Regions from separate parts of the Mus musculus genome. Here region 2 is linked to region 1. The links are chromatin loops, found by intact Hi-C in ENCODE. Cell type or tissue: heart. All regions are shown on one strand. Links, peaks and the distances in the headings refer to the core of each region. The heading gives the core; the rest is flanking DNA.

Evidence for each region. Hi-C counts contacts between places; a loop is a spot of excess contacts. Peaks named below come from ENCODE experiments on the same cell type or tissue, not always from the same donor. Only the 100,000 strongest peaks of a DNase experiment are listed, where the experiment ranks them.
Region 2: it touches region 1 in a loop (2.3-fold over the local background); 3 of 42 quality-filtered maps call a loop at or near these places.

Annotation. Positions count from the first base shown.
Region 1 is chr11:117,812,245-117,825,887 of GRCm38, reverse strand. It overlaps Tk1 (thymidine kinase 1), which reads left to right. Exons shown (of 7, transcript NM_009387.2): 1 at 1-174; 2 at 256-287; 3 at 1,107-1,217; 4 at 3,698-3,791; 5 at 8,697-8,786; 6 at 9,322-9,441; 7 at 9,749-10,369. The coding sequence starts at 109. The coding sequence ends at 9,937. It overlaps Syngr2 (synaptogyrin 2), which reads right to left. Exons shown (of 4, transcript NM_009304.2): 2 at 13,192-13,429; 3 at 12,703-12,842; 4 at 11,602-12,610. The coding sequence ends at 12,413. It also overlaps a transcript of Afmid not described here. Among named protein-coding and RNA genes, the nearest start is that of Afmid, 6.9 kb to the left of the region's middle. In heart, for the core only: a CTCF peak has its summit at 1,046; DNase peaks (open chromatin) are centred at 337, 1,147 and 1,667; H3K4me3 peaks cover 1,906 bases; H3K27ac peaks cover 1,691 bases.
Region 2 is chr11:117,469,920-117,485,393 of GRCm38, reverse strand. It overlaps Gm34418 (a long non-coding RNA gene), which reads left to right and starts at 2,342. Exons shown (of 2, transcript XR_389180.4): 1 at 2,342-2,915; 2 at 5,330-5,822. Gm11733 (predicted gene 11733) reads right to left here and starts at 1,026. Exons shown (of 3, transcript NR_130966.1): 1 at 878-1,026. In heart, for the core only: no CTCF peak of the experiment used is centred there; DNase peaks (open chromatin) are centred at 5,943 and 6,663; H3K4me3 peaks cover 965 bases; H3K27ac peaks cover 1,423 bases.

The DNA.
Region 1 (13,643 bases), core at 4-2,503:
TCTTGTCTTCGTCCCGCCCCCTTTTGAGTTCGCGGGCAAATGCGAGCAGTAAGTCGAAATTTTTCCACCCACGGACTCTCGGTGCTAACTAAGGTTTGCACAGCAGCCATGAGCTACATCAATCTGCCCACCGTGCTGCCCAGCTCCCCCAGCAAGACTCGGGGGCAGATTCAGGTGCGGGGTCTGGAGTGGGGTCGGGTGGTGGCTGGTGCGGGGTGTACAAGGGGGAGACCCCTTAAATGACTTCTCTTCTAGGTGATTCTCGGGCCCATGTTCTCAGGGAAAAGGTAATGAATGGGCCTTCGGGGCGGTGGGCCTCCCTCTCTCTCTGCAGCCTCTCTCTCTGCAGGCCCTGGCTCTCCTCTCCCCCCTCCCCCATCTTCCCAGGAGCCTCTGACTAGGCGGCAAACGCGCTCGACCTCTGTGTGTACATTCCCGCCCAAAATTCGATTTCCTGGATTGCTGCCATCCTCCTGCCCAAGCCTTTTCTCTTGGGGAACCCTATCTTTGCTGAGGCGGACCACATGGGGGTACAATTGAAGACCCCAGCCCACATTACCCAGGAGCCCACCGAACTCTCATGTGTCCCCTGGGAGTTAGGCACCTTCTCTGACAGTTTCCTCATTCATTCCCCATGCGAGCTCTCCTAAAGCCTTGGAGCCCAATTAACTCTGAGGTGAGGGTCTAAACTCTGGGAGTCCCACCCAGAATAACAAACACACACTACTTGGGTTTTCTTTGCTTTATCTTGGGGTTAGTTTTTGTTTTTTTTTTTTTAACTCAGCGTCTTTATTTGTGGCCCAACTCAGAGATCCGCTTGCCTCTGCTGGGGTGCATCACCATACCAGGCACCTCATTATTTCTGAATGGTCTGGTGTCACCTCAATTTGTCCCTTGCCCCGAGGGTGAGGGCCAAACTCATGATCTGGGATCCAGAAGCAAGCTCTCTGGTGATTCTGTCAAAGACTTTGAAGTTCATTCATGAAAATTGAATTTTGTTCAGAACAGCATGGGGTGAACGGCTGCAGTTCCGGCTGCCCGACGCTAGGTGGTAGTGGCAGCCCGCCTTTTGCTCGGGCCTCATGTGCTCTGGTTAATTCTTGCAGCACAGAGCTGATGAGAAGAGTCCGGCGCTTCCAGATCGCCCAGTACAAGTGCCTGGTCATCAAGTATGCCAAAGACACGCGCTATAGCAACAGCTTCTCCACACATGATCGGTCAGTCCTACCCCTGAGCCTGCCCTTCGGAAACCCCTAAGCCTCGGGGCACACTGCTGCTAGCCTCTAGTGGATATGAATAAGTGCTCAAAACTTACTTAGAATAACCTGTCCCCAAGTGTCCATTGTACCCACGGAGGCTGGGAGAACCTGGGTCCCACTTGGGTAGAGGCTGCAGCCCTCTTGACTCCAGAGATATTTCCCCCCCTCTTTAGTTGGCTCTCTGCCATTAGGTAGCCGTCATCATTCTGAATTGTCTATCTATCAGCCCTTCCACTGGACATTTCCCTCTGAGCCCAAGGGTAGGTAGGAGTTCAAGAAAGTAATTTGTGCCTCTCGGGGTTGCTGGAGCTGGGCCAAGGGTGAGCAGCCTGGGGTAGAGCAGGTTTCTGAAGCGGAGCAGGAAGTGGAGCCGAGAACTACCAGGACTTGGGAGTTGGCCTGGGGATTCAAGCCAGGCTTCCTGCCAGACTCTGTACTGAGGTCTTTACAACTGTCTTTGTAACCACGGTGCCAGCGCTCAGGACGGGATGTGCATCCAGGAGGACCGAAATCAGAGGAGGCAACAGTGCCTAGAGTGGTGGCCACAGCTGGCTTGTTGCCTGTCCTCTCTCTGGTCCCCTCTACCAGGGGAGGGAAGAGAGAATTTAAGATGCCCGAGTGTTGTGTTGTGTTCTTTAGTTGGTTTCTTTTATTTTTTTCTGAGACAGGGTTTCTCTGTGTCGCCCTGGCTGTCCTGGAACTCACTTTGTAGACCATGCTGGCCTTGAACTCAGAAATCCTCCTGCCTCTGCCTCCCAAGTGCTAGGATTAAAGGCGTGCACCACCATGCCCAGCTTTGGTTGGTTTCTTAGGGAGGTGTGTGTTTGCACACAGGTAACCATACACCCGCGTTCAGAGGACAGCCTCGGGTTATAAGATCTGTGTTCCACACTCATTGGCCATATCTTTTTTTTGTTTTGTTTTGTTTTGAGACAGGAACTCTCTACAGACCTCTGGTTGCCCTGGAATTCACTCTGTAGACCAGGTTGACCTTGAACTCACAGAGATCCAACTGTGCCTGCCAAACGCTGGGATCAATGACATGTCCCACCACACCTGGCTCAGTATGCTCTCAAAGCAAGCCCTTTACACATTCAGACATCTCCATCCTGTTTTTGATTTGTTTAGGGTTTTTGCATGTAGATCTGCACGCTACTTGCTTGTCTGGTACCCTGGGAGGTCAGAAAAGAGCATCCGATTCCCTGGAACAGGAATTATAGATAATTGTCAGCTGCCATGTGGTTCCTGGGGGTAGAACCTAGGTCCTCTGCAAGAATGACAAATGATCTCTCAACCCATTTACTGAGGCAGGTCTCAGGTAGCATAGGTGGGTTATAACTTGTAACCCTCCCTCCTCTTCCTCCTGGAATTACAGGCTAGCAATCCCACACCCAGCCCACAACTCCTTCAGATCTATGTAAATACAAGGATTCCGGATGTGGTTGGCCACACCCAGCTTCCCAGATTTTAAGATGGTGAGGTAGTAAGTAGGCCAGGAGGTGCTTTCCTTGGGAAGAATGCCACTATATGCTGCTTGTCTGTGGTTTGGGAAACGGCTTTCTGAGTTAGTTTCTGAAAGTGAGGCAGAAACCAGAGGGAGAAGGCGCTGGGTGCAGCCCAGCATTCCATTCCTTAGAGCAGAGGTTCCCGGCATCCTTTAATGGTGTTCTGGAGTGTGTCCAAGCTGGCCTTCAGAGGCCTGGGTGGATTCTCCCTTGCCGGGAAGCGGTCTCCAGTGGGGCCTATAGCAGAGGCTTCTCAGCCTGGCTCTGCCAGCAGACAGCCGCATGGTGTGGAGAGTCCTCCAATCTGGAGGGCAGTGACTGGAAGGGGTTCCAGAGGGTCACTCTGCTGCCTGGCTTCCAAGGCCACCCCCATTCCAGACACTGAGAACAGGATGCGTCTCGCCTTGGGCTGCTCATGGCAGATCCACGGGCCTCTGACAGCTTTCCTTTCCTGGGTACCGCACTCTGCCTTCTGTGGCTAAGAGTCCTTATTCTTGTCAAGGACCCAGGTTCAGTTCCCAGCACATTTGATGGCTCACAACCATCAGTGACTCCAGTTCCAGAGGATCTAACACCCTTTTCTAAACTCTAAGGCCACCAGATGTGCACACAATACACAGACCTATATGCAGGGAAACTGCTAATAAATACAGCTACATTTTTAACATTTCCCCATGTGTGACTTACACCTTTAATTCTAGCACTTGGTGGGCAGAGGCAGAGAGAGTATGGGGCCAGTCTGGTCTACAGAGAGACCCTGTCTCAAATGAGTTATTTTGCTTTGTCTTTTAACTGGTTTTCTGAATAAGTCCCTGTATTCCCCAGTGCTCCCCCACAGAAACTGATGGATCACCTCAGGCCGCTTGTCTGGGCCTCTGGGTCCTCGGGGTGCTTGGTCTCTGCCCTTGCTCATTCTTGGCCTTCTCTTCCCAGGAACACCATGGACGCATTGCCAGCCTGCATGCTCCGCGATGTGACCCAGGAGTCCTTGGGTGTGGCCGTCATTGGCATCGATGAGGGGCAGTTTGTAAGTCAGCCTGCAGCATAACCCTCACCCTGACCCCTGACCCTTCCTGCCCTGCTGACTCAGAAGTCCCTGTCATTAACTTGTCTTTACTGGGGTGCGGATCCCCTTGCCAAGGTAGCTGTGGGGGAGAGCTCTAGCCTTGGCCTCAGTGGTGGCTGGGTCCTTTGATCCCAGCCTTGCTTTGGTTTCAGGGTCTGTTTGGGAGGTGGTGTTTGCTTCCTGGGCGTCCTCTGACTGGGGTGGGAATTATGTCTTTTGTGGTCTTAACTTCACTCCCATGTAGAAGCCTTTCCATAGGGGACCGAGCTGGGCTGGCAGAGCACCTTCCTGGTGAGCACAAGGCCCCAGGGCCCAGCCCGGCATGGCATGAACTAGACATGCTGGAGTGCCTATAAGTCTAGCACCAGAGATGGAGGTGGGGATCGGTTCAAAGTATCATTGGCTATTTAGCCAGTTTGGAATCAGCCTGTGCTCCAGGGGGGGGCTGTAAACAGGAAGGACTGGCCACGCTTCTTTGCCAATTTCAGGCTGTCTCCAGTCCACCAGGAAGAGCAAGGACAGAGGCCTCTAACACTTAACATCATAGAGGTTTCCAAGAGTATTTGTTGATGTACGGTAAGGTAATGCTGTGATCCCTGTACTTGGGAGACTAAGGCAGGAGGAAGATCAGGAGTTCAAAGCCAGCTTTAGCTATAGAGTAAGACCTCGTCTCAAACCAAAAATAGGGCCAGTGAGACGGCTCAGTGGGTAAAGGAGCTTGCTGCACAGCCTGGCGACCTGAGTTTAAGCCTAGAACTCATGAAAGGGTAAAAGCAGGAATCCGCCTCCTCAGAGTCGACCTCTGACCTCCACATGTGAGCGCCCACCCCCATGCATCATACATAGTAATAGACATTTAAAAACAAGAAGTGGGCTGGAGAGAAGGCTCGGGTGTTAAGAGCACTTGCTTACTGTGCAAATGACCCAACTTTGGTTCCCAGCACCCGCATTGGGCTGCTTTTAACCCCAGCTCAGGGTCTCTCCTGGCCTGTGCGGGCATCTACACACATGCACGCACACATACCTTACATAGACACATACACATAATTTTTAAAAATTTTAAAGAGTTGTCGAAGATAACATATATGTCCCAAGCATGCAACCTGTGGCAACATAATAAACCACTCAATAAATAATCCCTCAGCCGGGCGTGGTGATGCACGCCTTTAATCCCAGCACTCGGGAGGCAGAGGCAGAAGCAGGTGGATTTCTGAGTTCGAGGACAGCCTGGTCTACAAAGTGAGTTCCAGGACAGCCAGGGCTACACAGAGAAACCCTGTCTTGGAAAACAAAACAAAACAAAAGAAAAAGAATCCCTCACTGTCCTGTGGCTGCAAGTGGCTTGTTCACAAAGGTGGATGATGGCCCCGGGTGGCCTGTGGTTTGGGCCAGAGCCTCGATGTCACTTGCTGACTTTCTGTTGGACTCTGTGTGGCTCTCTGGCCGCCCACTCTCATGCTCTACCCTGGAAGGAGCCAGGCTGTTTGGGTTTAATGGAGGAGGGGTCCCAGTCTGCCCTATGTGTGCCCTCAACCCCCAGATAGAGTGAGGCAGCTCCGGCTGTGGCACTCTAACCGTGCTCTTGGCACCTGCCCATCCACCAGGATGTGCCAGATCTGTTTTGTCCTCAGAGGTAAGTCTTGGAGCAGGATGGCTGTGGAGATGTTGACTTAGGGTGCAGCTCCCCGCCTCAGGCCTGCCGCAGTGGCCTGCTTACTAGCTATGCTCTCCTGGTGTTCCCGGAGGCCCAGCCGACTCCCTAGGCTTGCCTTCCTTTCTCAGCTCTTCCTGATCAGTAGATTCGTACCCAGGTCTGGCACCAGTCTAGCAGTTGCTCCAGCCCTGTTCCCCATCCTAGCCTATAAGAGAGATTTATTTCTATGCTTCCCCCTTATGATTAAGAAAAACTAGTTCATTTAGTGGATACTTTGATTTCTGAGATAGGTCTTGTTTTGTGGTCCGGGCTGGATTAGAACTCAGCTCCCTGAGTCCTGGGATTGCGGTCATGGGCCCTCACACCAGCTTCATATAAACAACACAGTTCTTGCATGCTTCTGCCCCAGTCTCTAGAACCTGCTCTTTATACTAAGTTCAGGATCTCCCCACTGCAAAACAAAAGGGCTGCCCTTCCTTCCATGTCCTTGCCTTAGACAGTGGGTGGAGGGTCCTTTAGGGTCCCTGAAGCCACAGCTGAGGATATAGAGCTTTCCCTGTGTTCATTCACCAGCACCAGGGCCCACGGGCTTCTGGGCAAGAGAGAAGCTTGCATCTTCAGGGACTTTGTGTTTCCTTTCTGTTTGACACAGTAAGGACAGGCTCAATCTAGGACACAATAGGAGCACACCAGAAAGAGGAGGCTTGTCACATCAGTGTCTTTGAACCAGGAACTACTGGGAATGCCCTGCCAGTTCAACATCGTGGGTTCTAAAACCTGCCTCGGAGCAAACACTAGTCATGGAGCAGTGGTATTCCGAGAGGGGGTTGGGGGAAGGAGAGGGCTCCCGTGGGTCTTCTGGCAGAAGGGTTGGAGCCTGGAGGGAGGGCAGTGCCTGTCTGGCTGCTTCTGGCATAAACTGTGCCTGTTTTGTCGATGCTCAGGTGAGACGGCGGAATGGGTCTATATTCATGCTGGCCAGGGTGCCTTGCCTGATGTTGGCCCAAGAGATTATGTTCAGTCAGGGCCAGGACTCTGACGAGTGCCAGCCCAGCCTGGACGCTTCTAATTATACATGTGCGTTTTTATAGAGCAGGCCATGTCACATGCTGTGACTATTGTGGGGATGGCTGGGTCCAGGGACCAATCACATTCATTCCAAGTTTCTGCCCTTTGGCTGTGGCATTCTCTGTCTGGAGACAAATCTGGAGCTTCCAGCTCACCTCTGTTGATAGACTGGGAGGGACTGGGGACGAAGAGAAAGGCTAGAACACTAAGGCGTGGAGCAGGAGTGTGCTCAAGAAAAGGTCTGAGGAACCAGGCAGGGTGGCAGACCTGCACACTCAGCTCCACGAACACTGAGACAGGAGATTGCTTTGAGTACCAGGCCAGCCTGGGTTACACGGTAATAACCAATCAAAAGCAAAAGATGGAAGAGATGGGGAGACAGAACAGTGAGGCCTTGGCTCTGCAGGCGTGAGTCCCTAGCACCCCTGTAAAATGCTGGGTATAGCCACGTGTCCATAACCGCAGTACTAGGGAGGCAGAGGCAGGCGGGTCCCTGGAGCTCCCTGTCGCCCATCTGAATGGCTGTGGTCTAGATTCAGTGAGAGTCCTATCTCAAACAAAGAAGGTAAAGAACTATTAAGGAAAATGCCCAGCCTTGCTGGGCAGGGGAGAGAAGCCTGGGTCTTGATTCTAGGGAGACACTGTGCTATTGAAGGTTGGCCGGCCTGAGTGACCCCGGAGGGCAGCTATCCCTGCCAACCTGCTCCTGCCTCGCACATCTCATTGCCAAGAGCCATTCTCTCTCACGTGGGATTTCTTGGTGGGAAAATGCCAGTGTAACCTCATGGTGCTTATTCTCTGGGTTTTCACTTAGGCTCTCCCTCCACCCGTCCATGGGGGCTGAAGAGCGTGCGTGCGTGTGCGTGTTTATGGGTGCCTGCAGAGGCCAAAAGAGGATATTAGATCCCTTGGAGCTAAGCTATCTGATGTGGGTACTGGGAATTGAATTCTGGTAATCTATAGGAACGAGTCATACTTTTAACTGCTGAACCATCTCCCCAGCCCTGTATGTTTTGGGACAGGATCTCATAGCTTTGAACTTTGTAATCCTTCTACCTTCAAAGTACTGGTATTATGGTGTTGGACACTGTGTCTGGTTCATTTATTGCTGGGGGTGGAGCCCAAGGCTTCATGCACACTGGGTAAGCTCTCTTCTACCAACTGAGCTACCTGGTCTGCTCCTGAAATGTATGAGTGTTTGCTATTTTTATATGTATGTCTATCAAATGTGTGCAGTGTCCATAGAAGCCAGAAGAGGTCACCAGGGCCCCTGGAGCTGAAATTAACATATGGTTGTAAGTGACCATGTGGCCCTGGCAACTGGGTCCTTTGCAAGAGTGGCACGTGCTCTTTCCTGCCGTCCACCCCGAGTTCTCTCTCTGAAAGCCCATTTTAAACATGAGCTGTGTTTAGCTTCTAAGTCTGCCCTAACAGAAGTCAGCAAGGACTTTAAGCCCAGAGCTTTGTGCACTGACCGTTCTGGAAGGAAGAGACCCTTGGTGTTGGCAGGGCCGCTTCCTTCCAGGAACTGTAGGGGAAAGTTCTAGCCTGGTGGCTCTCAACCTTCCTAACTGAGACCTTTAATACAGTTCCTCGTGTGGTGACCCCAGCCAGAAGATTATTTTTGTTTCTTACACTCTTGCCTCTCACCCCCTTGCTCCCCATTCCCTTCCCCCACTCTCCACATGGTCATGGTCGGCCCCCATGTCTCTATTCTCTCCTTTCTGCTTTTCTCTGCCTCTGCTACTCTCTCAACTCCCCTCCTCATGGCCTAAATAAACTCTATTCTATATATTTTTGTTGCTACTTAATAACTATGATGTTGCTGCTGTTATGAATCATAATGCAAATATCTAATATGTGACCCCTGTGAAAGAAAGGGTCGTTCAGCCCCCGGGGGTCGTGACCTGCAAGTTGAGAGCTGCTGTTCCAGCCTCTCTGGTGTGTAGAGGCCTCTCTCAGATGCTGGATGGAGCCTGCTGGCAAGCTCTGGGTAGCAGTGGGCAAGTGGGTGGGATGTCTTAACAGGACTGGCGGTGTGGTCTGGTCTCCGGCTCTGGGCTTACCTGCATGCTCAGCTCCCCCACGGTCTTCGTGAGGCCCTTGCCTGGGGCAGCTCACCTCATCCTCTGGACTTTTCCCAGTTTCCTGACATTGTGGATTTCTGTGAAATGATGGCCAACGAGGGCAAGACAGTAATTGTGGCAGCGCTGGATGGGACCTTCCAGAGGAAGGTAAAGATGTCTGACTCTGGCTTGGCAGAGGATCCTGAGGCAGGAAACAATATACAAGGTCTCCCCAGAAGTAGGTGTGTTCAGAATAGAAGCTATTGGCTAGTGGGTGCTCTGAACTGGCCAAAGGGTAGAGAGCAGGAGGGTGTGGCTCTCAAGAAAGCAGGATCAGTAAAGTATGATGTAGCCTGAATCATGGGGTTTAAAAGAGAAGCGTTGGCGGTGGGAAGAGCTCAAGCTGAAGCATGCTTGCCTTGCAAAGCACACAGGCTCGAGTTAGATCCTCAGGACTCTTTAAAATGCTATCACCAGGAGACAGAGACAGGCAGATCTTAGCGGCTTACTGGCAAGCTGATCTAGTCTACACTGCAAGCCCCAAGCCAGTGAGAGACCGTTTCCAAAAGCACCAAGGTAGACAGTGCAGAGGCACAGCTCCTGACGTTGCTCTCTGGCCCCCACACACATACACATGTGAACACAGGCAGAGGAGGGAGGTGCCTGGCTAACTGACCGCACACACCTGCTGTCTTCCGTGCAGGCTTTCGGCAGCATCTTGAACCTGGTGCCCCTGGCGGAGAGTGTGGTGAAGCTCACCGCTGTGTGCATGGAGTGCTTCCGAGAAGCTGCCTACACGAAGAGGCTGGGCCTGGAGAAAGAGGTACACACACACACACACACACACACACACACACACACACACACACACACACACACACACAACACACACACACACACACACACACACACACACACACACTTACTTCTGCCCAAGGAGTGGGGTGGGCTTAGGCTCTGGCTTCTGAGTCCCACCCTCACATCTCCCTCCCACCAGGTGGAGGTGATTGGGCCTGGAGAAAGAGGTATACACACACACACACACACACACACACACACTTCTGCCCAAGGAGTGGGGTGGGCTTAGGCTCCGGCTTCTGAGTCCCGCCCTCACATCTCCCTCCCACCAGGTGGAGGTGATTGGCGGAGCCGACAAGTATCACTCCGTGTGCCGCCTGTGCTACTTTAAGAAGTCTTCAGCCCAGACTGCTGGCTCAGACAACAAGAACTGTCTGGTGCTGGGGCAGCCGGGAGAGGCCTTGGTTGTCAGGAAGCTCTTTGCCTCTCAGCAAGTCCTACAATACAACTCTGCCAACTGAGGGGACCTGAGGCCTGCCAGCTCCTACCCAGGTTGGACTCTCAGAGAGCAGGGGGAGCGCGGGCCTGCCATTCCTAATGGACAATGTACCTTGAACAGGCTGCCACTCGCTGAAGCCGTTTTCAGTTCCCTTCTTGATTGCCAAGATGCCTCAATGCAGACTGGAGCCCAGACCCTGCCTGGTGGCTAGCGGTCCCGTGTTCAGCCAAAGGTGAGGACAGAGCTGTCCAGCATTGTGACACTGGTGGGGCTAGTTTCTTCCTTGTTGGTGGCTGGGTTTCAGTCTCAGAGCCCCACCCTCACCAAGGCTCCAGGCCTCTCACAGCTCCCCCATTTATGCCTAAACATTCTCTCCTCAGAACCTCAGCTCTTAGTGAGCCACTTTTCTTGTGCAAAATGAACAATATTAAAGTTTACTACTAATGAGAACGTGTTTCTCCTTAGCCTGGGTTTCCCTAACTTGCAACCGGCACCCACATGACTTGGGGGTAGAAATGTGTTTTGTAGTACCAATGGTCTCACCACAGCCCAAGAAGAACAGTCCCCCACATTTCTATCTGGTTGGTTTCGTGACAAAAAATGGCAAAGAACCTGCTAGAGAGTCAGGAGATGGTGTTTCTAGCTGGCATGGGGGTTAGGGGGTGGTCAGGTTTTATGAGACAGACATTTGATAGCTTGAGTTGAGAAAACAGCTCAGATACTCAGATAGGCCTTGGAAAGTGGGTGGGGTGACACCCTTGAGGACTAGAGACCTGGGTCTAAGGTGCCAGTGTGCCGCTGGTGCTGTGCCCAGCTTGCCTGCCATCTAACTCATTAACTGCTTAATGCATGTTCTGCAGAGGAGGCCCACAGTTCAGAGCCGGGCTGTTAGCTTATGCTTCAGATTTTGAAAGACACCGCCGGCCACCATCGACAGCCTTGTCATTGCACAAGAGTTACCTCAGGGTTATGCTGCTTCCTGAGAGATGGGTCCACTGCCTGCCAGGTCCCTGGAAGGTGTCAAGAGGGGCCAGAGTCAACCTCAGAGGGGCAGCACCCAGGGGCCCTGGCAGGCAGCAGAACCCTGGCAAGCTATCCAGAACAATCCATTTTACAAGCTGACGTGGTAGCTATTTTAGGATGCAGTGGAAGGCAGCATGAAGAATGAGACCCCACTGGGGAAGCTGCCACCCCAAGTTCAAAAAACATCTAGCTGGGCATGATGGTCTAAGCTTTACCCAGCACTCAAGGGGCAGAGCCAAGTGGGTCTCTGAGTTCCAGGACAGCCAGAGCTACACAGTAAGACCCTGTCTAAAACAAAACAACAAAAAACATGGTGTAAGCCGGGCAGTGGTGGTGCACACCTTTGATCTCAGCACTTGGGAGGCAGAGGCAGGTGGATTTCTGAGTTTGAGGCCAGCCTGGTCTACAAAGTGAGTCATGGTGTAGAACTAGAACCAGGGTGAGGCAGGAGGTTTGTCTCAAGTTGAAGCCTGGGTTATGTTACCTTTGAAAGGCTGGAAGCTGACTTAGTTGCCTGGCATGAAGTCCAGGGTTTGAAACCAAGCACTTGGGGGAAGTCAGAGGGTGGGTCATCCTTGGCTCTGTAAGTTTGAGGCCTTGTCTCAAAGCAATACCTTCCAAAGTGTATCTCCACCCCTAGCCTGAGGCGCCACCCAGCACAACACGCTGAGAAAAACCGTTTATTCCATCTCCAAACTAGTCTATAGAATCTGAGGGCAGGGCCATCCCCACCAGTCTCCAATACATTCAGTGCAGGGGTTCCTGCCCTCCCCACTAGTATCTAACCGCTGCTTGGTAGTATTTACATAAAGCTGGGTGTTATCTCCAGGCAAATCCTGTCCCTCCTGCCAGGAGCGGGAGAAAGAAGGAAGTGGCATCTTGTCCCTCTGCCTGTCCCACGGTTGGCAGGCAGCCTGGGGACAATTGGCACAGTGGTGACCCCAGAAGACACAGCAGAGAGCTGGCTCCTGAACCTGAGTGAGGACGTGGGGAGACAGGCACGAGGATCCCCAAGCTTGGCTTTGGGGAAAGAGTTGGGGCTCCCAGTGGAGAAACTAGCATGGGTCAAAAACATGGTAGCACTAACAGGCACCTGCTTCTGGCTCTCTGAGAAGGGGATCGGGGTTACTAAAAGCAACAAGGAGCTGGGCACACAGCTGGATGGCTGCGCTGGTTAAGCAAATCCAAGCCCTGGGTCCTATCTACAGTACTATGGTGGGGGATAAAAAGATCTAGTCAAAACCATCTCAAAAATGCCCTTGAGGATTGGGTGGGCGGCGGCGAAGCCCAGCTGGGCATGGGCACTTCAGGTGTGCTCTGTCTGCAGCTGGGAGGCAGAAAGGCGTGGACTCTTTGGCTGTCAACTGTAACAGGCAAGGGACTACATTGTGAGTAGCAACCCTTGAGAGAAGTCCAGGGTAGAGGGGCGGCCCTCTCCCAACCACCCCTTCCCTGCCTTCTTGTCCCTGGCTGCTCAGTACACAGGGGGAGGCTGGTAGCCCTCAGTAGTCTCCACATTCTGGGTGAAGGGCGGCTGCTGGTAGTTTTCCACGGAGGCACTAGGGTAGGAGGCATAGGCTGTGTTGGGATCCGGGGTGGGATCCACGTAGTTCTGAATGAAGGCATCCACTCCAGCCTTGTAGCGCTGGTAGGCCAGGGAAGCCAGCACACCCTGTGGGCAGGTGGAGGAGACCCAAGGTATGGGCACAGCAGGGGACCTCAGTCCACACCCAAACCTCCAAACTGCCCTCCCCGTCCACCTACCCAGGAAAAGATGGAGAAGAAGCTGAAGGTGATGGCTGCCCGAGCTGAGTCCGCACCCACCCGGACATCTTGAGGTTTGGTGGCTGCCCACTGGTTGGTCAGGAAGCAGAAACCAACAAACCACAGGAAGGTCCAGAGAGCTAGGGAAATAAGGGAGAGAGTTGGCCCTAGGGACAGCCTGGATCCCCAGGGTCCAGGAGGGACAGAGAATGACTCTCCCCAGGGCCGTAGGCTGTGTAACCTATAGACACAGAGGGATGTGAGGGCTAAGGGGGTCAGCTACTTGGTGGGGTTGATGAGTCGGGAAACCTGATACTGTGTTTCTTATGCCCCAACACCCCTGATTTCTGAAGTCAGAAAGCCTGTGTGCCATCCCAGGGAACAGGAGGACCTAGGAGAAGCCTCAGGTGAGTTTCATGGCCCTCAGCTGCTGTCAGCACCCCCTCCCAACAGTACCGAAGCCCTGGTATAGCAGTGCCACAGGCATACCTGAGAAGAGCAGGTCGCCAATGACCAGGTACTTTCGGTCAGTGGCATTGCTTATCTGGGAGAAGAAGGCATCGACCACAAGGAAGAAGGCTGAGGCCAGGAAGGCCAGCACCCCGATGGCGCTGCCGTAGCGGCAGGCATCCTCATTCTGGTTGAACACACAGTATAGTTGATCAGATGTGTGAATGTTGGTGTAGCCCTCGCCGAAGATGCAGGAGAACACGATCAAGGCCAAGACCTGGGGGAGAGGAGATGCCATGGGCAGTGGCAGACGCCTGTTGGCCATTGCCTGTACAGACCCCCTGAGGGCCTAGAGAGGGGGATCCTAGCAGGACATCAGGATGTCTCTTGTCTTTCTGCTGATGTCCCCATCTGAGACTGCTGTTTCAACCCCTTCTGGCTTTGTGGGGCTGAGGTGACAGGCAGACTGTGGCCAGGGTATCATCAAAGCA
Region 2 (15,474 bases), core at 4,521-7,020, 350 kb after region 1:
CAAGTGAAGGACCCATGGGGGTAGGGTAAGGGGTGCTGAGAAAGCCCCACCTTGAGTCTACGTAGAACTAGACAGCAGACATATCCCCCTCAGGTCTACGTAGACCCAGACAGTAGACATACATTTCTGCTGTAATAGATTTCCTAAGGGGGATGTACAGACTCCTGAAATGGACACTCGGGTCTTCTCTCGGGTGTCTGAGCTGTCACCTGCCTGTGCTGCTTCCAGGCTGGGAAACTATGATAATTGCTTTTGATTGCCAGCTTGACACGATCTATGATGCTTGGGAAGGGTGTCTCAGTGAGGGATGGTCTAGATCAGATGGGCCTGTGATTGTCTCTGGGAGACTGTCTTAATTGGTGTGGGAGGACACAGCCCACTGTGGATGACCCCATTCCCTAGGCAGTGGGTCCTTGACTGTGTAAGAGCAGAGAGGAGTCTAAGCATAATCAATCGCGCATTTGTTTTCCTCTGCTCTTGCCTGTGGATGCAACCGGAGACCATCTGTCTTAAAGTGCCTCTACTGTGACTTCCCCAGAGTGGTGCATCGAAACCTGGAATTAAGTGCTAAAATAAGCACTTCCTCCCCCCCCCCCACCCTCCCCTACCACCAAGAAGCTTTTATTTAGGGTATTTTATCACAGCAACACAAAAGAAACAAGGATATCCATGCTGGTGCTAGCTCCAGAGCAACCATCACTAGGATGGGGGCTCGCTGGGTCAGCAGCCACCCTGGTCCCAGTGGGCATTCAGGGACAGAATCCATGACAACTGAGCTACACAGGGCCACCCACAAGGTGGTGTGACCTCGTGAAAAAAAAATCAATAGGCCTCTTGTTTTTGTATCCAGAAATATTTTGTCAGAGATGATACTTGCCGGGGTGACAAGATATTTTATGACAGAGTGTGCGGCAAGCTCTGGGGTCCCAGGTGGCTTCCAGCATGGGCAGACATCCTTTCCTGTCATTACGGATGAGTCTTGCCTGCACGAGGCAGTGCTGGATGCTCAGCCAGCCAGCTCCTCTTCTGTGGGAAGCCGGGAAGGAGGCTGAGCTGCAGTGCACGGGATGACGCTGGCGTCTGGGAGGCAGATCCCAGCATGGCAGAGCTTGGAGCTCATGTACCTGCGCCAGGGCCTGCCCTCACTGTACTGGAGCGAGAAGCCTGGAGGGAGGTTGACAGGAGCTACCGGAGAGATGGGACAAGCTTTCAGCTCAGGGTTTTTACTGTTCCTTCTGAGTGTCTAAAAAAATAAAATAAAATAAAATAAAATAAAATAAAATAAAATAAAATAAAATAAAATGATTCCTTCCAGCTTCCCTCCCTCCCTCTAATCTTTCTTCTTTCTCTTCTCTTTTGCCTCTTTCTTCCCTTCCTAATTCCTCTATTCCTGCTTCTCTTTCTCCTCCTTCACCCTTTCTGTCTTATTCTCCTCCCACCCCCTCCCCTTCTCCTTCCTTCTCATCTCTTTCCCTCTTCCCTCCCCGTTCCAGTCCTCTGTCCGTCTGTCAGTCTCCCTTCCGTCCTCCCATCCCTCCCTCCTTTTTTTAAAAACAAACATCAGAAGGCCTTCTTTGCGCTAAGTTCCCCTATGGATATGCTGACTGACAGGAGAGGAGAGGGGTGGGGTGACCAGGTGCGACTAGAGCCCCCCCCCCTCTTCTCTCCGGGCTGGGGAATAAAGAAGAGGGGCTCCAGGAGTCTTCCTCTGCCTCACAGCTCCTTTGCCTGACTGAGAGATGCATGGTGACTTGGGACACCCTGTTAATTTTCTTTTATATTCTAAATGGCTGTCTACATCTGTCCCTCTCTTGTCTCTGGGCCTTTTGACCTATGTATACCCCGAGGTGGAAGTGGAAAGGGACTCCGTCTGGTGACCTGACCACTGGCTGGCTGAGAGGTTCCAGGCGGTGGGAGCCATGCAGATTCCCAGGCTGCTATCCAGATCTCAGGGTTACAATGTCAGCTTGGGCGTCCAGGGAAGAGCTGCCTGCCTTTCTTCAGTGCATAGAGAGGCAACCCGAGGCTGAGCAGGTGGGAGGACTGGAGAGGACTGGGGACGATCATCGGGTGCTCTCCCCGCTCCTAGCTCCTAGCTTTAGTCTCTGTGGGTGCCTATCACAGTTCGTACAAGGCCTAAGAGAATCCGAATCCTTCTTCCCCTTCTCCTCAGCTCTTCCACCTCGCCAGCTCCTCCTCCTCCGCAGCTCCTCCCCCTCAGCTACTCCTCCCCCTCAGCTACTCCTCCCCCTCAGCACCTCCCCCCGCCCCCCCCCCCAGCACTTCCTCTTGGGCTCACTGCCAGATCTGCCCATGATCGAAGAATCCCCAGCACCTTCCTCGCAGGAGGAGGAGCCAGAACCCAAACAGCAATTTCTCAGTGCTTCCTAACTAACACACAAAATCTAGTGCCTCGGGCCTGTCTTGTCACCCAGCCAGCCAGGGGCACCCCTGCCACCCAGACCTGAGGTTGGAGAGGGTCCTTGCTGCTGAAGTTTGGGGGTGGCTCCAGGCTGTGTGTGGGGCGCTCATCTCCAGCCCGCAGGCAGGCGCATGCCAGGATGCTGGCTCGTTGCCCGGGCAGAGGAACACAGACTTGCTGCCGTGGAGTTAATTAGGAAGAAGGGAGGTGGTGGAGGGAACTGGCAAACAAGAGAGGTGGGCCGTGCCAAGCGACTGATGCCACGTGCCGCGCCCCGGGTTTTGGGTGGGAGATGGGCAAAGCTGGCTGTTGGGAGGTCGCCTCACCCCGGGCGATTCTGCACCTGCCAGATCGGCAAACGGGACAACGGGACAATGAGGCCCCACTGCTGGATTTTATCAGGTGCCTCCTGCAACAAGAGACCAGGCCCACCTCTCTCGGGGATTCTGGGGAAAGCCCAGCTCCTCTGCAGAAGTCAGAAGCCACACCGGAGGTAATTAACGCAGAGAAACTGGGAGGAAGAAGAAATTACAGCTGGAACTCCTCCTTTGCACTGGGCCGGCCTCCCTGACTGCTCAGTAGACCCAGTGGCCAGGGCGCCTGCTCCTACTTGTGCAGGTGGAAGGGGTATCACTGATATTTTTTTAAGATTAATTAATTTTAAAAGGATTTATATATTTTATGTGTATGAGTACTTTGCCTGAATGTATGTCTGTGTACCAGGTGTGAACCTATTTCTTGTGGAAACCAGATAAGGACATCAGATCCCATAGAACTGGCTGTAAGCTACCTTTTGGGTGCTAGGAACCAAATTCGGGTCCTCTGTAAGAGCAGCAAGTGTTCTTAATCCCTAAACTGTCCACCTCCCCAGCATCTAAATTTCAAACGCTATTTTTATGTTTACTTATTTGTATGTTGGGGGGGGGCACAAGTGTGCCATAGCACATGTGTGGACATCCGAGAACAACTACGGGAGTCAATTCTCTAGGGGGTCAAAGCCAGGTCATTAGGCTTGGTGGCAAGTACCTTCAGCTACTCCCTGCCCTCTGGTGTCACCATTGTTAAAGCACGTTGCTGGCCAGAGCTTTAACTCAGCAGGCTCTGTGTGCACACATGTGTTTATGTATGCATATGTGTGCACACATGTATGTTTCCATGTGTGTTCGTGTGTGTGTGTGGCTCAGAAGCTCCACAGCTCAGCAGCTTAGCTGCTTCTACACTTCAGGAAAACTTCTTGGCCTTGTGGAGATGGCAAAACAGTTGCCCGACAAGCATGGGACCTGAGTTCAATCTGAAGAATACACATACAAGCCAGATATGGTGGCCCCTGCTTGTACTCCCAGGGCTGGGGAGATGGGGACAGGGAGGCTCCTGGGGACAGGCCAGCCAGCTAGCCTGCTCATTGGGTTTCAGGGCAACAAACAAGGTGACAGCACCCAAGGAATGACAGCCAAGGTTGTCTTCTGAGTGCCATACACATTCACATACACACCCATGAACACACATGGGAACATACAGGTGTGCACTCATGTGCATACATAAACACACGTGTACACACATTCACACACACATACATGAGCATACACCTGTGAACACACATACGAACATACATGTGTGCACACATTCACACACACACATGAACATACACCTGTGAACACACATGTGAACATATGTGTGTGCACGCATGTGCATACATAAACACACACGTGTGCATGCACACAGACCTCACTGCTTTGGTATCACAACCATTTTCTTCAGTTGTTCCAACTGCCACCTAAATCCCCATATATCATTCGTATTGAGCCCTGGGCAATGAAACACGTGCACATATGCACACTTACATAGGGATGTCAATCCAGGGACATTACAGAGCCTCTCTAGGAGCATGGTAGCAGCTGTCCAATGCCCTGGGGTTGCTCAGCCGAGCAAAGCTTCCATTTTCAGGGAGCTTGGAGCACAGCTGTGCATAGGGTCAATGCCACATTCTCTCCTAGCGGTTTGCTCCAGGATCTCTGGGCAGGCCATCATGCCCTACCTGGGATCTGAACCCTGGTCCTCGAGCTTGAAGAGCCACTTCCCCAGCTCCTGATCTCTGGTTTTCAGCTGGAGGGTTTTGACTGTTCCTGTTTAATGGGCTGTCTCTGGGGTGGGGCTCATGTCCGACATCTTGCCTTGTCCTTGCTGTTTATCCCACCTGCTCTGTCCCTCCCTCCTCTCTGCCTTGTGTATTTCTTAGGATTCCATTTGTTGCTGTGTCAAGGATTAATCATGTATCCCAGGCTGGCCTTGAACTTGATTGTAGCCGAGGATAGCAGCCTATAACTTCTGCTCCTCCTGCCTCTATTTTCCAGTGCTGGGAATATAGACCTGTGCTGCCATAATTACTTTATGCCCAGTTCATGTGGTGCTGGGGGTTGAGCCCGCTTAGACTCTCTTGGACCCCAGTTTATCCTCTCATGAAGGAATAGCAGTGTGTGCTCGCCCAGCTCCGCAAGCCATGTGTTGTGGTTCCCTCTGTCTTATGTTAGGCAGTGTGCTGCATTTGCACTGTGCGGTTGGTTGTTACCAGTTCATTGTTAGTCTCTGCTCCCCAAAGTCCAAACAAGTGAGGCTCAGCCACCTGCCCCAATACATCCAACCCAGAGCCAAGCAGCGCCACCCTGGGGAAGCAGGTAAAAAACTTTCCATGACTCCAGATCCATCCAAGAGATGACTGCTTCTATGCTGGGGGTGGGGGGTGGGGGGTGGGGGGGTGGGGGGGTGGGGGGGTGGGGAAGGGGGTAGCCTCAGCTCCCACGGTTCTTAGTGACTATCATGGGTCAGCTGTCCTGTGGGGCTTCCTGTTGTCTGGGGCAGGTGTGGTCTCTTGTTGTAAAGATGTTTATTGGATGATCCGGATGTTTCAAGGAACCGCTGCACCTTGGAAGGAGAGAAGAGCCATGAAAGAGCAGAGCGACTCAGAGAGCAAGGAGATGGCGTCAGGCCAGCCACTGGCCTCAGGCAGCAACAGGGCCAAGCTCTACGGGGCTATGGGTCGGAGGGAGGCAGGAGCTCACCTCCAGCACCCACAGAGCCTTGGCAGCAGGAGAGAAGTTAGCTTGAGAAACGCACGGAATGGATGAAGAGAAGAAAGCTCGGTCCACTTAAGTGCATCGAACATAAATCGGAGGCTGGTTTCCAGCCCTCCATAGAGCTGGCCTGGGTCCCCCTCTTTGTGCCGCACTCACAGCCCTGAGCTGTAGTCTGCTCATCTTTAAGCCCAACAATCCCCGTGCTATCTCCCCAGCTTTTCAACCGCTGCAGCTCACGGCCCTGAACACATTTTGTGAAGGGCTAGAGCTGGACATATGCGAACAATTAAACTCCTCTAGATCCTCCACCCAGGAGCCAGGCCCTGAGACATGAAGTCATGCTTCTATTTTTCTCTCTTTCCTTGTGGAGAGGAGATTTGGGAAGGGTGGAGGGACCTGGCAAGAGGGAGAGCAAAGATGGCCGGAGCAGGAGAGCTGCCGGCTGGAGATTTGTTCTGGAAGCTGCAGATGGTTCCAGAAGGCGCTGGTTGCCCCCAAGGGTTCCCTCCTCTGGCCGCCACTGCTTTCCCTGATTCTTCCCATTGTTCTGAAGCCAGATGCAAGGACTCCTGTTCCAGGATACTGCCTCCCTCCCCCTCACAAGTTAGAAAGAAGCCTTGGGTGAGGGGCGCTGAGGGATTGCAGGCGGGGGAAGGGCTGCCCCTCTGCCAGGCACGCTGCGCTGCGGAATCACTGTTTTCTTTTCTTTCTTTTTTTTTTTTGAAGTCAAAACCACTCATGAGGCTTCCCCCTCCCCTACCCAGAGCCCCTCCATTATCCCTAGGCCATTTGGTGGTGGTTGCCATGGAGACCACAAGCAAAATGGCATGCAAATCAACACAGCAAGAACAACAGCAGAAGATGGGCCCAGGGAGTGAGGGCAGCTGGAAATGCCTCTACCCACAGCACCCCTAGAATAAAAGGCTCTGGATCCCTCAGGGTTTGAGGAGGTTCCCCATCAGCCATAGGACGGACGGAGGCTGAGTGGGTGTCCTGAGAGGATAACCAAGGAAAACTCAAAAAGCGATCTGCCTACTTCCTGGCCCAGTCTTTAGCATTAGCCATCAAATAGGGAGGGGCTCTAGGTCTGGCTTGGGGCCAGAAGGATGCTCAGGGCAGAGGCTTTCCTGGCCAGAAGATACCTGGCTCACAGCCATCCAGGGATGAACATGGCAGATCAGCCATCCCAAAGCCAGGTCCCTCGGGCTTGGCACAGGCGCTTTCTCTCCACCCATTTGGAAACCATCTCTGTTCAGACTCCTGGGGCCTCAAAGAGGCAAGGCAGCAGCTCAATTTTTTAAGAAGAAAAAAACCACAGCTCCCAAGAATCTAAATCTGTGAACTTGGGGCCTCTTGATTGAAATGAGAGTTGACTACGGAACTGGGGGTTTGGATGCCCTTTTCTGTATCCTAGAGGTTTCCCCACTGAGGTTGATCAAAGGCCCAGGAAATGGCCTGCGATAGGCTAGCGATCATGGTGCCGCCTCATGTTCCTGCTCAGAGGCAGTGGGGAGAGAGGGAAATGTTCTGCACGTGGCCTGGCTCCCTGGGTTAGGAGTGATGTGGAGGCTTCTTGGAGCAGTATCCCCAAAGCAGCAGTCAGTTCACACCAGGACCTCTCCCTGAGCTCCATCTCAGCTGCATGGTTTTCTGAGCACACACAGCCTGCAGAAGTGATAGGCTCAGGGCTGGGAAGGACCTGCCCCATTACTTCTGTAACTTTCTTCACCCAGAGCTCAACAGCCCACTGTGTTTTGAAGTGGAAACTTAAGGGTTCTTTGAAAAGTCAGTTGTGTTGGATGGTGTCTTGCTGGGGCAAACACACAAAGGAACATTTCGCCGAAGCAAACACAGGTGAAAGGATGTTCTGCTAAAGGAAGCATGTGAAAGGACACGTGATGAAGGATTCTTCACTTACGACATGCATGTATTGGTCCGTCTTACAGTGCATAGTTGAGCTCCATTTGTCAGGGCTCCATAGAGAGAAATGCACCAAAAAAACCTTCTAGTGGTGTGCTATGGCTTCTTGCTGCTTTCCGGGACACGGGCAGAGCGATGTCAACTGAGACAGACACACGGGCTGAGGCAAGACACTTGGTGAAGCAAGACCCGTGGAGGACACGTGAAGTTTGAGGGAATTATAAATAGGACTTGGTGGACAGTGATGGGAGCTGGCTGGGCTTGGCTTGGCTGGGCTGAGCTGAGCTTCAGGCTTGCTTAAAGAGCTGGCTGGGCAATGCTTGTTGGTCTTGAGTCTTCGCTGATCTTCGCTTCTTTGGGAGAGAGCAGCAGCTGAGAACTTTTCCTGGAGTCCCTCCTGCTGACTTGTGCTGATTTGGCTGAGGCCTGGCTATCCCTGTAGACTGCTGATGTATCTGGGAAGTGTTTGCAAGTGGACTGAGCTGCTGCTGCTGGCCTGTAAACTGAACTGCTGATTTCCTGACAACACAGATGGGATTTGTTCCAAAGAACCATCTCTAAACAGGTCCACTTCCCACCTCCCTTCTGCTCCATATCCTCTCGTTTCCATTGCCTCTGGTGGGTGGTGGGCTAGAAGGGAGGTTAAAGCATTTAAGAACCATTGTTTGAAAAAACAAAAAAAAAGGGGGGGGGGCTTTGAAAAAAACTAAAGTTATAATACTCTGTGTTCACAGCCCCATCTGCTTGCTCAGACCAGATATCTGGTGCATGGCCATGAAGATGGTCAGAGCCCAGGCACAGGGACCCATTTTCCTCTAGGGCATCTCCCCATGCCACTGGGGTGAAACTCAGGAAACTCCTGCCTCAGAAGAGGAAGGGTCAGCTCTCTGTCGCCTGTCCCAGGAACACTAGAGGATCAGCTCTCCTGGTTTTTGGCCCCCATGGGTGTGACTCAGGACAGACAGGAGCAGGGTCAGGGCCCTTGGTGAGCAGAGGCCAGGGCTGCAGAGCTGATGTCTGCCTCCCTGCTGTGTTCTGATGTGTTGCTCTTTCACATGTCGGGGATCTGTTCCTCAAAACCATGCGGTGATGTCATCTGCAGGTGTGGGTAGGCGGTGATTGGGGTTAGACACTGTCATGACAATGGAGCCCCTATGGTGGTATTAGTGGTTTCATAAGAACAAGAAAAGAGGGCTTCCAAGGGAGGGTGGGAGCTGGAAGTGTTTGTGTGACTACATGAATGGGAAGAATCAGAGTGAAAAAGGAGAGACTCTACTCTGATGAAAGAAAGGGGGAGGGGGAAGAGAGAGGGGAGGGAGAGAGGAGGGAGGGGGAGGGGAGCAGGGGGGAGGGGGAGAGTGGGGAGGGAGAGAGGAAGAAAGAAGGTGGTGGGACGGGGAAGTGTGGGGAGGGAAGGGGAGGGGAGGGAGGGGAAGAGGAGGGAGGGAGAGCATAGCATTGTAATAGCTCTCAAGTTATGCTCAGAAATCCCATCTTTCCTTTTCTCTCTCATTCAGTAAGCTAGCCAAGGTGTCTCTTGGGCTGGAGGACACTGCAGTCCAAGAAGGAAATGCCAAGATTCACTAGGCTCGCAAGAGAGGTTCAGTCTGCCTCTTTTCCCTGTAAACGGAGTTTCTGGAAAACTGCAGGTTTAAGGCTGGGAGGGATACTTAGCAGTGGTAGTTGTACTGGAGTCCTTGTTGCTTTGTCAACAGGTTTCAACCAGATCGCTGGGTGAGAGGTTCCCTTTTCTTCTCCTGTTCCTGAGAACTTCCCGGCCTCTCTGTCCTTTCTCAGTCTGCTATTGGAGTCTCCAAGATAGGGAAGTGTCTCCCAGGAACCACCATGTTGCTCCAGGCATCACCCTGAGAGGAACCCTAAGCAAGGAGGGCTTCATAGTCCGTGGCCGGTTCTCTGTGAGAAGGACCAAGCCTGTGGGTTACTGTGGGGCTTCAGCTGCGAGCCACTGTCTGGCGGATCGCTCAGCCTCTGGTGCTGCCTCCCAGGACCCTTTAGTTTGCTGCCGGAAGGGACTAAAAGCTCTCTGAACTCAGATCTGGTCTTCAGGATTGGGAGGTGTCAGAACACAGAATGGCGAAGCTTCCAAAGAAAACACGCCCCTCTTCAGACACGCCCCCCTGCAGACACGCCCCTGGCTGGCACAGCCCTCTGCCTGCACAGCTCAGGCATAAGCAGTAGGAACAGAGCGAGCCACAGCAGACTAGAGCCCACTATTCCACTTACCACAACCTGCGACCCAGAATCAAGACACTCCAATTCTTTTTTAAAACATGTTTATATTTCACTTTTCAAAATATCTTGTTTTTGTTTTATCTTCTTGCTTCTTCTTCTTTCCTTTCTCCCTTTCCTCAGGGCCCTCCTTTGTCACCTTCACCCTTGCTAACATTAGGCTTCACAGTAGAATTATGTAGAAAATATTCTACATAACTTTTGCTCTTTTCTTTCCCTTTATTAGGATTTATTTTTTTATTATTGTAAATTATGTGTCTGTGTGTGGGTATGTACATGCCCATGAGGTATCCACAGAGGCCAGTAGAGGGTGCTGGGTCCCCTGAAGTTGTGGGGTCTGGGACTGGGCTCTCAGCAAGAGTAGTATTCACTCAGCTGAGCCATCCCTCCAGCCCTTCCCTTCTATGCTTATTGGTGGAACAGCATTGGCCTTGAGCTGGCGCTACATCTGTCCATCTGCCTCATTCCGGTGTGGTTGGTATGCCCACTCATTTTCTCTGAATGGTCCTGGAGATGCAGCTCTCCTGAGAAGGCTGGCTACCGAGAAGTCCAGTAACAGCCATCTGCAAGCAGAGATACAGAGAACAGCAGGTGCTGAGTCTGGAGAGCCAGGTGCTCCGTGGTTCTGTTGGGTGTGGACGATCTGGGAGCTCCTCCGGGAGTCGCCATGTTGAAAGAGGAGCTGGAGTCTGACATCAGTGATTGACAGCAGCTACAGATACATGTGTGTGTGTGTGTGTGTGTGTGTGTGTGTGTGGTGTGTGTGTGTGTGTGTGTGTGTGTGGTGTGTGGTGTGTGTGTGTGTGTGTGTGTGTGTGTGTGTGTGTGTGTGGCTTGCATGTGCACAAGCTCCCTTCTTCCTTCTCCACCTTCCTTCACCTGCCTGCCAGCCTGTTGGATGGCGTTGTCTACATGCAGGACGTGACCTCCTCATTCCTCAGTCACCATCCGCTTACCAGTTGTCTGTGGAAGTACACATCTTGATCCAGTCAAGTTGAGACTTGTGCTTATAGACTTAGATCTTTCAAAATCTATTTTAGTAAGGGATCTTAAATGCTTCAACCTCCCTTCTAGCCCACCTCCCACCAAAGGGAGTGGAAAGGAAATGTTAATAGGGCCAAGGGAAATGTGGACCTGTTTAGACCTAGTTCCTTGGGGGGCGATTCCAATCTTCATTGTCAGGATATCGGCAGCTCAGCTCACAGAAATCAACAGCAGTAGCTTGATCCCCTGGCAACCACCACTCACGAATCAGCAATGGCAGTTCAATCGGAAAGAAACAGAGAGGTTCTGCCAATTGGTCCAAGTCAGCGGAAAGAAGCCACCGGAATATCAGGAGAAGTTCTTTGATGTGTTTCTCTCTATGAAGTCACGATCAGCAAAGAAGGCAAAGCAAGCCAACGCCATAGCATCATCAGCGAAGACCAGCGCCAGCAAAGCCCAAAGAAGACCAGCAAAGAGTGGCCAGAGTATTGTTCACTGTCTGTAGGGTTAACTTACACCCTTTCCAAACATCACGTGTCCACTCAAGCATCCGCTCCAGCAAATCATCACCTGCCCTATCACCAGGCAGCTTCTAGAAAAACACTACGTGTCTGTTCTCAGCAAAACATCCTCTCAGGCTAGAGAGATGGTTCAGTGGTTAAGAGCACTGACTGCTCCTCCAGAGGTCCTGAGTTTAGTTCCCAGCAACCACATGGTGGCTCACAAGCAGAAAATTCCACTTCATGTGGTGGTTTGAATGAGATAGCCCCCTTAGTCTTAGACATCTGAATACTTGGTCCCCTGTGAGTGAAGCTGTGTGGGGAGGGTTAGGAGGTGTGGCCTTGTTGGAGGAAGTGTGTCACTGGAAGCAGGCTCTAAGAGCAAAACCTCTCACTCAGTGCTAGTGTGTTCCCTTTCCTTCATGCTTGTGTTCCAAGATGCAAAGCATCAGCTGGCTTCCTGCTCCTGTGCCATGTCCACCCTTTGTCAGAGACTGGCTCACTAAGAGGAACAAGGAGAAGATGATCTTGGAGGTAGCTCTTGGGCCCACCTCCTCAGCACACATAGAGACCTAGGCTGCAGGCACAGCACAGTCTGCTCTCTGCTTCTTTTTGTGTCCAACCTCTGCCTTCAAGTGTCCTGTGTAGCAAGAAACTTCTGGAACTTCTCATGGCTACCACATGTCTTTCAGTGGCTTTCTCCTGTCCTGAACCCCCTCTCTGCTCCTTCAGTTGTACCCCGTTGTCCCCTCTGGGAGTCTTCCCAGTTTATCTGAAGTGTTTATGTAGCAGCAGCAATGATTATATAGGCAGGATCTTCCATTCTGTACACGCACGAACATAAGCACGCATGCACGCTGGCACCATGGGAAAAATATGGAGTCTCGGGCCAGGGACAGAGTTGCAGGCAGGCCTGAGAAGTCATATAATCAAGGTGGGAGATGTGGGCCCAGAGGAAGTGGTGAGAGTCAGAGGGGAATTTTTCCCTCTCAGCCATTCAGGGTCCATGGACATTCTCTGCTCCCACGGCTCTGAAAGGGAGGGCGCCAGTAGCCCTGTCTTCCCTTTTCCCCCATCCTCCACCAGCTTCTTCTGCCAGCAGCTGATCTATCTGTGCTTCCCTCCCCAAACCTGGATTCCGCTCTTCCGATGCACAGGCTCACGCCTGCATCCCACTTCAGAGGTACTGTTGTCAGACAGCACATCCCACTCACAGTTCAGGCTCCGTCCTCCCTCGGGCTCTGCCCACCAGCAGTCAGACAAATGTTAGCACAGGTGCTATTTTCCAACCTGGACAGTTGGGGCTTCACAGTGACAGAGGAGTCAGGTGGGAGATGACGTGACTGTGGCTGGGGTGAGGGTCCCTGGAAGTCGTGCTGAGCCAGGGTTGTTAAGGCTAGACTGGTAAGGATGGAAAAGATCCCTCTGGTGCGTGTGCACAGAGAGGCCAGAGGCCAATCTCAGGTGTTGTTCCTCAGGCACAGTCTGCATTTGTTTGTTTGTTTTGTTTTGCTTCTCACTAAGTGAGACTGGCTGACCAGGGAGCCCCAGGAATCCTCCTGTGTGTGCATCCCAGCATTCACAAAATCCAGCCCTTTCTGCTTTGTTTCCATGGATATGGGGATCAAACACAGAACCTCAGGCCTACACAGAAAGGACCTTACCTACTGAGCCTTCTCTCCAAACCCATCTTAGATATTCGTTAGAGAAAGGGAAAGCTGACTAACTCAGTCCCTGAGCTAGTGGGGGTGCTTTTTCTGGTACCCCCAAGTATTGTATCCATGGCCCTGAGGGTTGTAATGATGATCAAGGAGGCAGAGGCAGAAAAATGGCCATGGAAACACTGAGCAGGTAGGGAGGAGGAATCCCCACAGAGCGAGCAAGATGAAAAGTGTGGATGAGGTAGAGACTGGCACATAGACCTGGGAACCAAACTTCTGGCTCAAGTGAACCAAGACAGGTACCTCAGGTTCCCTGACTCTCAAAGGCCAGCCTGGCCACTCACACATGAGTGTCTCATCATGCAGGTGTCCCAGGTACCATCTCCAAGTGGACAGGGGCTCTCCAATAATGCAGGGCATTCAGCAGCCTGAGCTGGCAGGCTCACACTTGCAGACTGCTACAGGACATGGAGACACGTGGAGCTGAGATGCTACGGAGTCTCAGCAGCATCCGTTCTCTACAGAAGGGGCTTCTTGATAAAGACGAGACATTGAGAATTCTCCAGGGCCCACTGAGTCTTTTTCCAAGGGGAGAAAGAACCAGCTTTCCCGGTCCTCGTGCAGGTCCCGGGAGACGAGGGAACAAAGATGTCCTCTACTGAGGTACCGCTTGCTTGGCAAGAGAACTGACGCTCTGGGCTGTCTGTGCCAGCGACCACAGCAGCAGCGGCACTTGACAAGCTGCAACAGGATTGTTTCCAACCTAATGCAGCAGGGCCAGCTGTTGACATGCAAATTCTTACTCTCCTCAGACACAAATACCACCAAGGGCCCTGGGCCAACTCGACAGGCGACATGCAGAATATGGGGCCTTTCCCATATTCTGTTTTCCATTTTTTAAAATACAATTTTTTAGTTTTGTTTTTATTGGTGTTTTGCCTGCATGTATGTCTGTGTGAGGGCGTCAGAAGCCCAGGGACTGGAGTTACAGACAGGTGTGAGCTGCCATGTGGGTGCTGGGAATTGAACCTGGGTTCTGGAAGAGCATCCAGTGTTCTTAACCTCTGAGATATCTCTCCATCCCCACCCGCGCCCATGTTCTAGTTTTCAAACGGAAAGCAGAGACTAGAACCCCAGGGGCATGGGCCAGAGTTGAGTCTGCAGTTGCCATTTTGTCCTCATGCCAACCATGGTACTGTTACCCAACAGAGAAGAACATTGAGAACAGGTGGTCACCTGCCCAGAGCCAGGGGACTGTAGGGGACAGAGCAGCATTTGAACTCAAGCCTGGTTGTGCCAAAGTGATGTGGGTCCTGAGGCTAAACTCATGTCCCCTAGAAGCACTGAGCCATCTCTCTACTCCATATTCTGAACTTGTTTGTAGGATGTATTTCATTGGTACAGGCTGAGCCAAAAAGGGGACCTCGCGCACACAGTACACATCGTCCCATTTAAAAATTTTTCATTGTGTCTAAGTATTTATTATGTGCACACACGTGCTATGGTGCACACGTGGAGGTCAGAGCACAACTTTCGAGTGTCATTTCTCTCATCCCACCATGTGGTAGGCAGAACATGGTGCCTAGCCAGGAGAAATCGGGTCATGAGGCTTGGCTGGGAGCAAGCACCTTCACTCACAGGGTCGTCTTGCTGTTATTACATTTGAGGTGAGAAGGCTAGGCTGACTCCATGACAGGCTTCAAACTGGCAGTTCAGGAGACTAGGCCTAAGAACTGGGCAAGTCCAGGCAAGCCAGTTACTAGAAAAACCCCAGGCTACAGATGGCTAGTCAGAAACGTCCCTGTCATCAGAAGCTGTCCTACCACCTGGCCTGAGGCAAGGGCAACGGGTCAGTAACAGTTTCCACTCCTCCCCAGCAACAGCTTCCTACCCCATGCCCCATAAGGGTTCTGGAATGTTCCTAGAGATAGAGCGAGATAAAGGTCCCCAGAATCCCCCTAAGGTCCTTTAAATCAGGCCTGCGAGCTCACTTGGTTATCTTTCCATCTTGGAATGGGAGACCCCAGCATGCTGGACTTCTGCAGAATGAAACAGTCTCTGCTTTTACACACTGTGTGAGTCCAGGGTATCATTCTTTGTTGAATCATGGACCCTTACAGAGGGGCGGAGCCTCGAAGGCAATGGTTCTCAACCTGTGGGTCTCGACCTCTTTGGGGGTGGAATGACTTTCTCACATGGGTCGCATATCAGATATTACACTATGACCCATGATAACAGCAGTAAAATTACAGTTATGAAGTAACAACAACATAATTTTACTGTTGGGGAGTTGGGGGAGGGTCACCACCACATGACGGACTGTATTAAAAGTCGCAGCATTAGGACAGTTGGGCACCACTGCTCCAAGGCTTTGCACAAGTGACCTTACAGCGTCTCTGGAAATGCTCAGGGCAGAGGCAAAGTCCCTGTGTTGCAGACTACAATGAGGGAAAGCCTGCCCTGAAGGGTCCTTGCTTACTATGTGGGGCCCCAGGAGAAGCCTGAGTGAGACCCAGCCCTGGCTGTCCTCCCATCCCTGAGCCCAAGACTCCTCTATCTTCCTCCCTGATGCCTCCCCAGAGCCATTCAGTTGTCAACAAGGCTGAGCATATTAAGCAAGTGCGAACACGCTTCCCTCCTCCCATTTATCCAAGCCATATGCACCT